Regions from separate parts of the Homo sapiens genome. Here region 2 is linked to region 1. A link is a contact called in ENCODE Hi-C or POLR2A ChIA-PET data. All regions are on one chromosome and are shown on one strand. Each heading gives the region's core, a stretch centred on a gene start or an enhancer-like site at or near the end of the contact. The rest is flanking DNA. Distances are from core to core; before and after follow the strand shown.

Evidence for each region. Hi-C counts contacts between places; a loop is a spot of excess contacts on that map. ChIA-PET counts read pairs that join two places held with the same protein, here RNA polymerase II (POLR2A). Pooled maps may share reads with other maps.
Region 2: a loop to region 1 is called in a pooled map, with 7 times the contacts of the local background. The contact joins two enhancer-like sites. A Hi-C loop is called at or near these places in 3 of 50 pooled maps. POLR2A ChIA-PET finds 5 or more read pairs at or near these places in 2 of 52 experiments (CD8-positive, alpha-beta T cell and GM12878).

Annotation. Positions count from the first base shown.
Region 1 is chr1:225,976,047-225,982,901 of GRCh38, forward strand. SDE2 (spliceosome associated SDE2) reads right to left here. Exons shown (of 7, transcript NM_152608.4): 7 at 6,656-6,855. Among named protein-coding and RNA genes, the nearest start is that of SDE2, 20 kb to the right of the region's middle. Within about 2 kb of position 2,190, at least 3 of the 41 ENCODE cell types and tissues checked have a DNase peak (open chromatin) inside an H3K27ac peak, as active enhancers do.
Region 2 is chr1:226,024,084-226,031,203 of GRCh38, forward strand. No RefSeq gene overlaps it. Among named protein-coding and RNA genes, the nearest start is that of SDE2, 28 kb to the left of the region's middle. RefSeq lists an enhancer at 6,115-6,164. Within about 2 kb of position 5,033, at least 8 of the 41 ENCODE cell types and tissues checked have a DNase peak (open chromatin) inside an H3K27ac peak, as active enhancers do.

The DNA of each region.
Region 1 (6,855 bases), core at 940-3,439:
ATCCTGCTACCTGCTACCCCACTGCCAGGCAACACTGCCGCGCCACCTCCTCCCCACCTTCCCCAGCAGTCTCTCCCTGACGGCTTTGGCTGGCATTTGTTAGTGCACAGCGCCCTCTAGTGGTTACAGGAAGACTCTTCCTCAGAAATAGGTAACCTTTTTAATGGTTGGCTGGTGTTGAGCGACTCAACAGAATCCCTTTCTACAGAATTGCCACTCATGCACTCACTTCAGTTGCTCTCAGATTTTGGTAAAACAGTAAGTCCCAGTCATTTTCCTCAACCACCTTCAAAGACACCCATTTCTTTCTTTTTTTTTTTTTTGAGGAGGAGTCTCTCTCTGTCACCAGGCTGGAGTGCAGTGGCGCGTTCTCGGCTCACTGCAACCTCTGCCTCCCAGGTTCAAGTGATTCTCCTGCCTCAGCCTCCCGAGTAGCTGGGACTACAGGCGCCTGCCACCACGCCTGGCTAATTTTTTTGTATTTTTAGAAGAGACGGGGTTTCACCATGTTGGCCAGGCTGGTCTCAATCTCTTGACTTCGTGATCCACCCTCTTCAGCCTCCCAAAGTGCTGGGATTACAGGCGTGAGCCACCGCGCCCGGGCTAAAAGACACACATTTCTACAAGCAAATGTTTCAAAGCAGGTACATACACCCCAGTGGACATGTCATGTGGTCTGTTGAGAGATGATGAATTTATTTGGAATTCTGTTTGTTGTTTTATAAATATGTTAGTACACTGGATTCATTCAATAGATATTCATGGAGCACATTTTAGGTATCCGGCACTAATAAAACAGATCAACTCTCTGCCCTGGCAGAGCTTATTTTCTGAGGGGAGAGGGACATTTAACTAAAAAAAAAAAATATGATAAGGGGTAATAAGTACTATTAAAACAAAACAAAACAAAACAAAACCTGTCAGGACCTGGCACGGTGGCTCACGCTTGTAATCCCAGGACTTTGGGACGCCGAGGCGGGCGGATCACGAGGTCAGGAGTTCAAGACCAGCCTGACCAACACAGTGAAACCATGTCTCTACTAAAAATACAAAAATTAGCCAGGCGTGGTGGCACGCACCTGTAGTCTTAGCTACTCAGGAGGCTCAGGCAGGAGAATTGCTTGAAGCCAGGAGGCGGAGCTTGCAGTGAGCCGAGATCGCGCCACTGCACTCCAGCCTGGGCGACAGAGCAAGGCTCCATCTCAAAAAAATAAAACTGTCGGCCAGGCGCGGTGGGAGGCCGAGATGGGCAGATCACCTGAGGTCAGGAGTTTGAGACCAGCCTGGCCAACACAGCAAAACCCCGTCTCTACTAAAAATACAATCAATCAATCAATAGCTGGGCGTGGTAGCGCACACCTGTAGTCTCAATTACTTGGGAGGCTGAGGCAGAATTGCTTGAACTCCGGAGGCACAGATTGCAGTGAGCTGAGACGGCACCACTGCACTCCAGCCTGGGCGACACAGCGAGGCTGTCTCAAAAAAACAAAACAACCAACCAGTCAGGAAAGAAAGTGATGGGGGTGGGGGTTGCCATTTTAAACCGAGTGAAAGGTGAGAGAGTCTTCCCTGGGGACGTCTGGAAAAAGACTGTTCTGGAAGGAGGGACAGTCTGTGCCACGCCAGGGGAGCACAGTGTGTTTGGTTGGTTCAGGAAACAGCAAGGAGGCCCCGGGGGCTGTGGTGGAGTGAGGAGGAGTAGATGAGGTCAGAGAGGGGAGAGGCGTGCAGCCTGAGAGGGGATTGCTGGCCACTGCAAGTGCGTGGGCTTGTACTCCAAGGCCGATGGAGGGCTCTGACAGATGAGTGACATCATGTGGGGTGCACCCCCAAATGTTTTACTAATCAGACATGCACAATTAATGTTTGCAGGCTGGAGGGCTGCAGAATAAACTCCACAACAAGCCCACTGTTTCCTCACTGAGGCTCGCAGTTGGAAGAGGCAGCCTGTGAGCCGTCTTCGAAGTTAAGTACCAGCCTGGCAACACAGTGAGACCTTGTCTCTGCAAGTAATTTTTAAAAGATTAGCCGGGCAAGGTGGCACATGCCTGTGGTCCCAGCCCGAGCGGTGGAGGCTGCAGTGAACTGTGATTGTGCCACTACACTCCAGCATGAGTTACATAGCGAGACCTCATCTCAAAAAAAAAAAAAGCAGAACTTCAACAAGGAGAGATGGGACATACCAGGCTAATCGCCATTCCTACACTACCCCGTAATTGGACCAAAAGATCTACTTAGTAAACTGAGGGATCCAGCACTACGGTATGGTGCAATACCCAGTATCACACTCCTGTTTTCATTGAGCATTTGTCTACAACTCCTAATTCTTACTACTTTTTTGCAAGATGCTTTAAAGTATGTTTGTCACCCCCATGCAAATTTCAGCTATGCCTCACAGCTCAATTCATAAAATTAAACAGATACCGCAGTTTGCCAGATGAGGTCACCCAGCCCCACACCAGCAAGGCCAAGGTTAGGACTCACAGACCACAGCTCTCGCACTTGTTTCTGCACCTCTGCCAGCCTGGCATGTAAGGAGTCCCCACAGGAAAGACATCTGACTGGTCATAACGCTTTTATTTTACATATATTCCACTTATCACAAGGGTGGCTGAGGGAAGGGCAGAGCGTGCTAAAAGCCCCAAGTCCTCCCAGCCTCATGTGGCTTTGATTCAGCTCTGTACACGTGTGTTTGGATTAAGGTGGACAGTTCTGCTGTGCTCACTGCCTTGCCTTAAGATGTGTTCTAGAGGGGCACTGCCTAATACAGGAGCTCAAAGTCACACGGGGCTATTAAGCACCTGGAATGTAGCCACTGTGAATTGAAAAGTGCTGTAAGTATAAAATACACACCAGATTTCAGACTTAGCACAAAAATGTAAACTATCTCAATAATTTTCTATTATTGAAATATTTTGAATATTTTTGGGTTAAATAAAATATATTGCTAAAATTAATTTCACCTGCTTCTTTGTAATTTTTTTTTTTTTTTTTTTTTTTTTTTTTTGAGATGAGGTCTCACTCTGTCGCCCAGGCTGGAGTTGCAGTGACGCCTTCAAAGTTCACTGTATCATTGGCCGGGCGTGGTGGCTCATGCCTATAATCCCAGCACTCTGGGAGGCTGAGGCATGCAGATCACCTGAGGTCAGGAGTTCAATACCAGCCTGGCCAACATGGTGAAACTCTATCTCTACAAAAAAAATACAAAAATTAGCTGGGCGTTGTGGCACGTGCCTGTAAGTCCAGTTACTCAGGAGGCTGAGGCAGGAGAATCACTTGAACTCGAGAGGCGGAGGTTGCAGTGAGCCAAGATCATGCCACTGCACTCCAGCCTGGGCAGCAGAGTGAGATTCCATCTCAAAAAAAAAAAAAAAAAAATTTCACTGCAGCCTCCAACTCCTGGACTCAAGCAATCCTCCCACCTCAGCCTCCCAAGTAGCTGGAACTATAGGCACGCACAACCACACCTGGCTAATTCTTTGTACTTTTTAATGACTGAAAGAAAATGTAAAATTACATTATCTGGCTCATGTTACATTTCTATTGGACAATGGTGCTGTAGAGTATTCCAATAGCTTCCATTTACTGAGCAACTACAAATTTGCTAAGCACTGTGCTAGGAACCTTACATACTACTTTATTTAACCCTAACATCCCTAAAAGTAGATATGACCCCATTTAATAGCAGGAGCAGAAAACTGATGCTCAGAAAGGCTATGGAGCTTGTCTGAGGAAACACTATTAGAAAGGAGGAAAATCAGGATTTTAGACCCAGATCAGTAACCCTAAAACCCTTGCCCTAAGGCCCACCACACCACATGGCCTGTATTCCAGGGAAAACCGAAGTATGACCATGCACATTCTTTCCTTCAGCTCAGCAGTATTATGTGGGGGCCATCCTGAATCAATGACCTATGAATGGTTTGAGTGTAGGCTTACTTTATAGAGCATCATTAATTTAGTTTTTCTCAAAGGAAATCTCATGAAGGTGAATGCAAAGAAAAAGTAGTACCAAACATACCAGAGATGAGACTGGCACTGACTGAATCAGAGATCCCTCCCAGAAACAGGCCAATAGGCAGGTGACTTGCAGCAACAGTGTGGGTGGCACAGGGCCACCTGGAGTCCATAATATCTTTTCCTGTATTCTAGTTCAGGCACACAAATAAGGCCATAAAGTTTAAGTCAACATTTTTAAGATTTTGATCAGAACCAGCCTAGAATTAACACCTGGTGTTCCTAGACTTTCTCGGGGGGGGGTACTTTTCACCTTGAAAATCACTAACAGGTGCTGGCTCAAGATGGTAATCTGAGCATATTTGTTTAATTCCCTCTTGCAAACTCCCATTTGAACTGACAAAAGGAATATAATGAGGAAGCTTGCGGTACGAGTACTAGAAGAGGAAGGAGGAAGGTAGCTATCTCCAAAACAAAATGTGTGGGTGAGTGAAATGGACCCACAGCAAAAGCCCATTAACATCCCCACGCACAGATCAGCGAGGGCTGGAAGAACTACAGCCACCTAGGAAGAGAGGCTAGATGGTCAGTTTCTGCTCATCAGCAGCCTCCTTACTTTTAGCCTTTAATGCTACAAGAGAGGGGGCAATTAGAAAACTCTATAGTCTTTTCATTTTGCCAGTCAAGGTCTATTTGCCTGCAGGGAGCAGGGCAACAGCTGCTCACACTCCCATGCTAAATAAAGCAGGGCCCAGCTAGTGCTCTGGCAACCTGAAGAGGATAACCAGGCCAATTAGGAAAGGGGCACTGGCCCAGCCAGCTTCATGCTGCCACAAAAGAAAGAAATTCTTTGGGCATGGCTGCCTGAGTCTCTCAAAGATGAACCCTGATCTTGTAAAGTAAACCTTCACTATGCTGGGCGCGGTGGCTCAGGCCTGTAATCCCTGCACTTTAGGAGGCCAAGGTGGGCGGATCCCCAGGTCAGGAAATCGAGACCATCCTGACTAATACAGTGAAACCCCGTCTCTACTAAAAATACAAAAAAATTAGCCGGGTGTGGTGGCACGTGCCTGTAGTCCCAGCTACTTGGGAGGCTGAGGCAGGATAATGGCGTGAACCCGGGAGGTGGAACTTGCAGTGAGCCAAGATGGCGCCACTGCACTCCAGCCTGGGCGACAGAGCAAGACTCCATCTAAAAATAAAATAAAATAAAAAAATTTTAAAAAGTAAACCTTCACTAAATCTAAATGTTTCCCTTCTCCCTTTGGGTGTGCTTTTTAAGATCTGAACAGGCACCCACATAATTTGAAGAAAACTGTTTCCAACTACCCAAGCTAGAAAAATAATCCTCCCTAAGCAACAGAACATACTGTGGCAGCCACGAAAATACGCCTCTCAGATCTCCTGCTGTGGGGAGCATCACTCAGTGATGCTCTGGGGCCACCGGGTTCACACTCAGGCCACACTTTCTGGGGACTCTTTATAGCCAACGTGCACAGTACAGGTACTAAGGCAGGCCCATTCTGGCAAGATGCCAACTCCTCCAAAAGGCAACTTTGGCTTGAAGACTCTCCATCAACTTAGCTATATTACAGAAATCATCTGAAGAACAGAGAGAAGCGTTTGGTGGAAAAAAAAAAAAAAAAAGACAGAGACTCGGAGACTGAGACCGAAGCTTAGTATATTTATAACTGAAGTCCCAGGAAAGAGAAAACATGGGTCAGGAAAAAGATCTGAGGAAATAATGGCTGACACTTTCCTATATTTGATTAAATGGCATAAATTTAGAGAGCCAAGAAATTCATCAAACTCCCAAGATAAATACATAGAAAACCACACCTGAAAGCTGCCAAAGAGAAAGACGCATTCTATAAAGGGAAAAACTATTTGAATACCCACTGATTTGTCATCAGAAACAATGAAGGCCAGAAGACAGTGGAACAAGATCTGTAAAGAGATTCTTTTTATTTTTTGAGACAGGGTCTCACTCTGTCACCCAGGCTGGGGTGCAGTGGCATGATCTTGGCTCATTGCAACCTCCGCCTCCTGGGTTCAAGCAATTCTCATGCCTAAGCCTCTCAAGTAGCTGGGATTACAGGCACGCACTGCCACACCTGGCTCATTTTTTTGTATTTTTAGTAGAGACAGCATTTCATCATGAAGGCCAGACTGGTCTTGAACTCCTGACCTCAAATGATCTGCCCGCCTCAGCCTCCCAAAGTGCTGGGATTACAGGCCTGAGCCACTGCACCTAGCGAAGAGATTCTTTTTAAAAAAGAGAAAACTGGCCAGGCACGGTGGTAATCCCAGCACTTTGGGAGGCCGAGGTGGGTGGTTCACAAGGTCAGGAGTTGAGACCAGCCTGACCAACATGGAGAAACCCCATCTCTACTAAAAATACAAAATGAGCCAGGTGTGGTGGCACATGTCTGTAATCCCAGTTACTTGGGAGGCTGAGGTAGGAGAATTGCTTGAACCCAGGAGATGGTGGATGCAGTGAGCCGAGATTGTGTCATTGCACTCCAGCCTGGGCAATGAGAGCGAAACTCCATCTCAAAAAAAAAAAAAAAAAGGGAAAAAGAAAAAGAAAACTAATTTGTTGCCAGGAGACACAAAAAATGCTATAGAAAGTTCTTCCGTCTTAAGGGAAAGGCTATTAGATCTTTAAGAAGAAATGAAGAATATTAGAAATGGTAAATATGTGAATAAATACAAAAGATTTTATTTTTTCCTCTTAATTTCTTTAAAATACATATCATTATTTAAAGCAGAAATTGTAACTTATGACAGGACTTACAATATTTAAATATGTAGATTTAATATGTATGACAACTACAGCATAAAAGACAGGTATGATAAATGGATGTACATACTTACAAGATTTCTACATTTTATGTG
Region 2 (7,120 bases), core at 3,783-6,282, 51 kb after region 1:
CTCACGCCTGTAATCCTACCACTTTGGGAGGCCAAGGCAGGCCTTGAGGTCAGGAGTTCGAGACCAGCCTGTCCAACATGACGAAACCCCGTCTCTACTAAACATACAAAAAAATTAGCTGGGTGTGGTGACGGGCGCCTGTAATCCCAGCTACTCGGGACACTGAGGCAGGAGAATTGCTTGAACCCAGAAAGCAGAGATCGTGCCACTGCACTCCGGCCTGGGTGACAGAGCAAGACTCCATCTCAAAAAAAAAAAATAAGTAAAAATATAGTAAAATGTTCTCAGCACCTTAAAAATATTCTTAGCTCTGTTAATTTCCAGAGTCAGAAATAATAATAATGTACACATTTATATAGCACTCTTAAGCCTTTTATCCACATTTACTCATTTAGTTTGTTTAAAAAGCCATTAAGAATGTACTTACATGATGCAAAAACAACAGGATAAAAACAGACAAATGAAATCATAAGCTAGCTGACCAAATGTTTAGGTAGTAGGAAATGGTTTTTTAAACTTAATTCTTTCAGCAAGTAATTTTTTCTGACTTGGATAGATAGATAAATACTGTTATATATGACCTGTCATTTCTACAATGATAAACTTTGATATTTATAAAGTAAATAATTTTGGCCGGGCTCAGTGGCTCACGCCTGTAATCCCAGCACTTTGTGAGGCCGAGACGGGCGGATCACGAGTCAGGAGATCGAGACCATCCTTGCTAACACGGTGAAACCCCGTCTCTACTAAAAATGCAAAAAAATTAGCCAGGCGTGGTGGCGGACGCCCGTAGTCCCAGCTACTCAGGAGACTAAGGCAGGAGAATGGCGTGAACCCGGGAGGCGGAGCTTGCAGTGAGCCGAGATCCCGCCATTGCACTCCAGCCTGGGCGACTGAGCAAGACTCCGTCTCAAAAAAAAAAAAAAAGTAAATAATTTTATTAGTATATGCTCAAGACATGCACATAGTGTATGTGTACTTTATACTCTTGCAATTATACTTTGATTTAGAAGATATAACAAAATACAAATAGTAAATTTAGGGCAAAATTGAACTGTACTACCACTTAAAATGTGGTGCAAAGACTACGGATTTTAATTGATTGATTTTATTTTATTTTTTATTTTTTTGAGAAGGAGTGTCACTCTGTCGCCCAGGCTGGAGTGCAGTGGTGCTATCTCCACTCACTGCAACCTCCGCCTCCCAGGTTCAAGCAATTCTCCTGCCTCAGCCTCCCAAGTAGCTGGGATTACAGGTGCCCGCCACCACACACAGCCAAGTTTTTGTATTTTTAGTAGAGACAGAGTTTCACTATGTTGGCCAGGCTGGTTTCGAACTCCTGACTTCAAGTGATCCGCCTACCTCGGCCTCTCAAAGTGCTGGGATTACAGGTGTGAGCCACTGTGCCTGGCTTTTTTTTTTTTTTTTTTTTAATTTTCTTTCTTAACCTTTCTGGGGGTGGCAGGGAGGAGGTCTGTCTCTCTCTGTCTCTTATTCCTACCATCTCTTCTTTTGCCTGTTTCCTCCCTACTTCTCCCTAGGCCACTTCACAGCTGCATCACTTATTTGTTTGTTTGTTTATTTATTTATTTTTCGAGACGGAGTCTCACTCTTTCTCCCGGGCTGTAGTGGCGCAATCTCGGCTCACTGCAACCTCCGCCTTCCGGTCTCCTGCCTCCTCAGCCTTTGGAGTAGCTGCGGTTACTAGTGCCCACCACCATGCGCAGCTAATTTTTGTATTTTTAGCAGAGAGGAGGTTTCTTTCTTTTTTTTTCTTCTTTTTTTTTTAGACGGAGTCTCTCTCTGTCGCCTAGACTGGAGTGCAGTGGCGTGATCTCGGCTCACTGCAAGCTCCACCTCCCGGGTTCACGCCATTCTCCTGCCTCAGCCTCCCGAGTAGCTGGGACTACAGGCACCTGCCACCACGCCCGGCTAATTTTTTTGTATTTTTAGTAGAGACAGGGTTTCACCGTGTTAGTCAGGATGGTCTCGATCTCCTGACCTCGTGATCCGCCCGCCTTGGCCTCCCAAAGTGCTGGGATTACAGGCGTGAGCTACCGCGCCCAGGCGGGGGTTTCATGATGTTGGCCATGCTGGTCTCCAACTCCTGACCTCAAGTGATCTGCCCACCTCTGCCTCCCAGAGTGCTAGGATTACAGGCGTGAGCCACTGCGCCTGGCCCTGCTTATTTATTTTTAGAGATAGAGTCTCACTCTGTCACCCAGGCTGGAGTGCGGTGGCGTAATCTTAGCTCACTGCAGCCTCAACCTCCTGGGCTCAAGTGATCCTCCCACCTCAGCCTCCCCGAGTAGCTGGGACTACAGATGTGTGTCACCAAATATTTTGTAGGGATGGGGTTTCACTTTGTTGCCCAGGCTGGTCTTGAAATTCTGGCTTTAAGTGATCCTCCTATCACCTGAGGTCAGAAGTTCAAGACCAGCCTGGTTAACATGGTAAAACCCTGTCTCTACTAAAAATACAAAAATTAGCCAGGCATGGTGGTGGCCGCCTGTAGTCCCAGCTACTCGGGAGGCTGAGACAGGAGAATTGCTTGAACCCGGGAGGCAAAGATTGCAGTGAGCTGAGATCATGCCACTGCACTCCAGCCTGGGTGACAGAGAGAGACTCTGTCTCAAAAAAATAAGAAAAAGAAAAAAGTGATCCTCCTGCCTCAGCCTCCCAAAGTGCTGGGATTACAGGCATGAGCCACTGCACTCGGCCAGCAAACATGTCATTTTATGATGTTTTATTTAGACTGATTTGTAAAGTTGCAAGTACAGTAAACAACTTGATAAATGTATAGAGTAGATCGTGTTGAAGATAAGGACAATTCCAAAAATAGTTGTCTGCCTCTCTCTGTTTTTGTTCTCCCAGTAACAAAGCTCACTGCCTTTAATTATAGTTTGAGACACTGTGTTGAAATATTTAATCTCTGGGTAATGACTGGATTTTAGTTTCCTAATTGGCATCTGTGTGTTTAGCATCTCTGCCAAAGCCCAACTCCGAGAATGAGCATGTAATACAAGATGTGGACTACATGTAAAACACTCTGATACCTGCCACCTAAGCTCTGGGGAAATACTGTCATAACAAACAAAGGAAGGATAAATATCATATACTTTATTATTCCACATATATGCATATTTTTAATGATCAGATTCCCCATCATTAACACATATTTTCTTTCCTTCTTTCTTTTTTCTTTGAGACAGGGTCTCACTTAGTCACCCAGGCTGGAGTACAATGGGACGATCACAGCTCACTGCAGCCTTGGCCTCTCAGACTGAAGAGATTCTCCTGCCTCAGCCCCCCAGTAGCTGAGACTACAGGCACATGACACTACACCCGGCTAATTTTTTGTATTTTGTGTAGAGATGGGGTTTTGCCCTGTTGTCTAGGCTGGTCTCAAACTCCTGAGTTCAAGTGATCCTCCCAACTCGGCATCCCAAAGTGCTGGGATTACAGGCGTGAGACCCCACGCCTGGCTGACACATATTTTTTAATGCCTGCCAACAACAGGCTAGGGTTTACAAGTCAAACCAAAAATCCATGTGTGAACAGCACATAGTGAAGTGTAACTATGGCCCCAAAGAAGCCCTTGGCCTTGTGAACATGTCTTGCTCATTTCTGAATGATATTTCATGTACCTGGGAGTAGCTCCCAGAAGAAAATGCTCCACCCACAACTGGGTGGCTTCCTTAAAACCTTGCAAAACCAGCTTGAAAGAACTAAAAGAATAATTTAGGTAGAAAAGTCATTGGCTTGAACTCCATCCACCAAAACTGCTTTGTGTTTTCTTAGCTGGAGAATCCAGAGAAGTGTCATTTTTCCTATTATTGTTGGCTTTGCATTGTTTGAAACAAGATGCCACTCATTATTTGCAACACATCTCTTTGGTGAGTCCATGACACACTGTGGGCGTGGGACCTACACACTCACATTCCCTGAATAATGTATGTTTCCTTTGGTAGTGTTTATACAGCCTAATGTTACACATGGGCGAAGGTGGAGCGCTGTTCTACCTATTGAGAACAGTCTAAGGTGAGAGGCCAAATCATAGATCAATGACAGGCTCTGTAGGACAGCAGACAGTGTTGCTCTTTCAGATGTGGAGAGGGAGAAGAGATTCCACTTTTCCGGTCTAGCCAATATGGGGCAACAGACATCCGACAGCAGTGTCATAAACCTTGAGCAAAAACTCAGGACAAGGGATAGCCAGCTATTTTAGAAGCTTTGAAGCTGCATATTCATCTGGAGGCCAATGTGTTCGTGTTCTTCTGAAAATGAAAACCACTCTCTTTCCTAACATGGATAACACTCTAACACTCCCGTGGGAACGAGATTGGAAGCTTTCTGCCCCAGGTCACAGTGGGTGACCAAAGAAGGCCGCTCCAAACACTGAAGCATCCTGGTGGTTTACTTAACAGGATCGAAGCAAAGCCAGCTCTCACCGCAGCAGCCTTCTACCAGTCACTAAATGATGGCAGGGCCAGCAGACTCTGTCAACTCCTGTGGTTGCCCGAATCTGATCTTCACCTCATATCCACCTTTCCCAGGCACAACCCAGAGTTCAAACTTTTGCCCTCTCCAAATTCAGATGAAGGGATCGGGTGCAGTGGCTCACGCCCATAATCCTAGCACTTTGGAAGGCCAAGGCAGGCAGATCACTTGAGGTCAGGAGTTCGAGACCAGCCTGGCCAACATGGCAAAACCCCGTCCATGCTAAAAATACAAAAATTAGCCGGGCATGGTGGTGCGTGCCTGTAATCCCAGCTACTTGGGAGGCTGAGGCACAAGAATCACTTGAACCTGGGAGGTGGAGGTTGTGGTGAGCTGAGATCGGGCCACTGCACCCCAGCCTGGGTAACAGAGCAAGACTCTGTCTCAAAAAAAAAAAAAAAAATCAGATGAAGGGATCCAATCATCTCCCAGAAAAAATGCTCAGTCCTTTCACTAAATTCTCCCTATAAGATGGGAATTTTCTCCTTGTGTCATAGAAGTGGAAACTAAAGCTCAGAAAGCTCATGTGACACAGCAGGTCAGAGGCGGTGCCAGGAGAGAAACCCAGGTCTGTGTGACTCCAAAGGTCACGTTCTTTTCACTTCCTCATTTTCCACCAAAAAAAAAAAAAAGTACCAGTTTTACACATAAACAAATACTGTTGTCCATTGACACTTCGGTATTAGCAGGTTCTGAGTTTCACTCTAATGGAGCTCATTGGGCCTGACTGGGTCTAGTTAGAGGTGGCAAGTATGTTAACGATATGAGGCCAGAGAGTTCTCCGCCCCTTAAGAAGCAATAACTTTATTCCTGGCCAAGGATGATGAGTTGACTATGTTCTTTGGACCCTTTGTCACGGCAAGGTATAATTCTCAATCTAGACTAGACAGATTGGCTGGCGCTATCACTTGGAAAGAAAGGAGTTTACTCCTCTTTGATGTCCTCCTTTGTGTCTGGAAGCAATCAATATAAAATTTATTTAGCCTTATCTTCTGTAACAAACCAAAGAGGGGAAAGTGTCCCAGAGAAGGCCGCGGGCACTTACTCACCCTTATTAATTCCATGTAACAACTGAGAGGCACTTTGAGCCTCTTAACCAAAAGCTTCACATCTTCAGATGCCAAGCCTCCAGCAGCAGGGCCACATGGCTCAAGCAGACAGGGAGCAGACTGGAAGTAGGCTGGAAGCCAACCTGAGCACAGCACCATGTCTCCAGGACCAGGCGGCACAGAAACTTGAGGCCACCTGTTCATCCACTGTATTTTTACCTATTTTTAAAATGTTCAACTCTCAGGGCTGGTGTTAGATGCTTATGATGCCACCAGGTAAGCCCACAGGTGCCAAAACATTATGTGCTTCTGCTTTGATATTCTCTGATGGATATTGCTGGCCCCAGCTCCCCTCTGGTACTTGGGGGGAAGTGGAAGAAGAAGAAAGATGAGCTGGTTGTTCTTGCTGCTGTTTCTCCACGATGAGACAGAATGAAAACCCTCTTTGGTTCCCTTCTGAATCCACCATCTGAGGACCAAGATATTCTCGGCTTGAATGAAATCAAAGTGGTTTAAATTAAAACTAATTATATCTGCTTTTAGAAACTGTAGGAATAGGCCAGGTGCGGTAGCTCACGCCTGTATTCCCAGCACTTTGGGAGGCCGAGACAGGCAGATCACCTGAGCTCAAGAGTTCAAGACCAGTCTGGGCAACATGGTGAAACCCCGTCTCTACTAAAAATACAAAAATTAGCCAGGCGTGGTGGTGCGTGCCCATAGTCCCAGCTACTCAGGAGGCTGAGTCAGGAAAATCGCTCAAACCCAAGAGGCAGAGGTTGCAGTGAACTGAGATAGCGCCACTGCACTCCAGCCTGGGCGACAGAGCGAGACTCTGTCTCAACAACAACCAAAAAACAATAGGAACAACCAATGGTTTTGAAAATACACCTTATCTATTAAAAGCATAAAAACATGAATGAGAAAGAAATACATTGAAATTCTTGTTGCTAGTTCCTCTGAAGAGGGAGAGAGAACAGAAGTGGAGGAGAAGGGAAATACTGTTCAAGTGGATTTTAACCACATCTGTTTTATGTTTGATTTCTTTTAAACGTAAAACGAAATTTGAAATAAATATGGCAGAAAGTTAACATGTGTTAATATTGTTAATTCTGGGTTATGACTACATAGGTGCTTGATATGTTGTTCTCTGTATTTCGTTATACTGAACGTTCTCACAATAAAAATATATTTACAAATGTTTTATGTTACAACTATGACTGAACGCTAAAAACAATGAGGTACATGGACTGTGAGAATGTGTAGGAGTCCTGAGGTTGGGAAGTGTGGCCAGGGGCAGTTCCCTAAGAAGAAACTGAGGGGGTGTCAGGAGGGCTTTGTATGCCCAGAGTGTATTAGGCTTCTCCAGAGAGACAGAGAATCAATAGGAGAAAGAGAGAGATGGATGGATGGATAGATAGATGACAGAGATGAGAGATGATTTATTATAGATGATAGATAGATAGATAGATAGATAGATAGATAGATAGATAGATAGAAGATAAGATTTATTTTTCATTTTTTTTTTTTTTGAGACAGTCTCACTCTGTCACCCAGGCTGGAGTGCAGTGGCA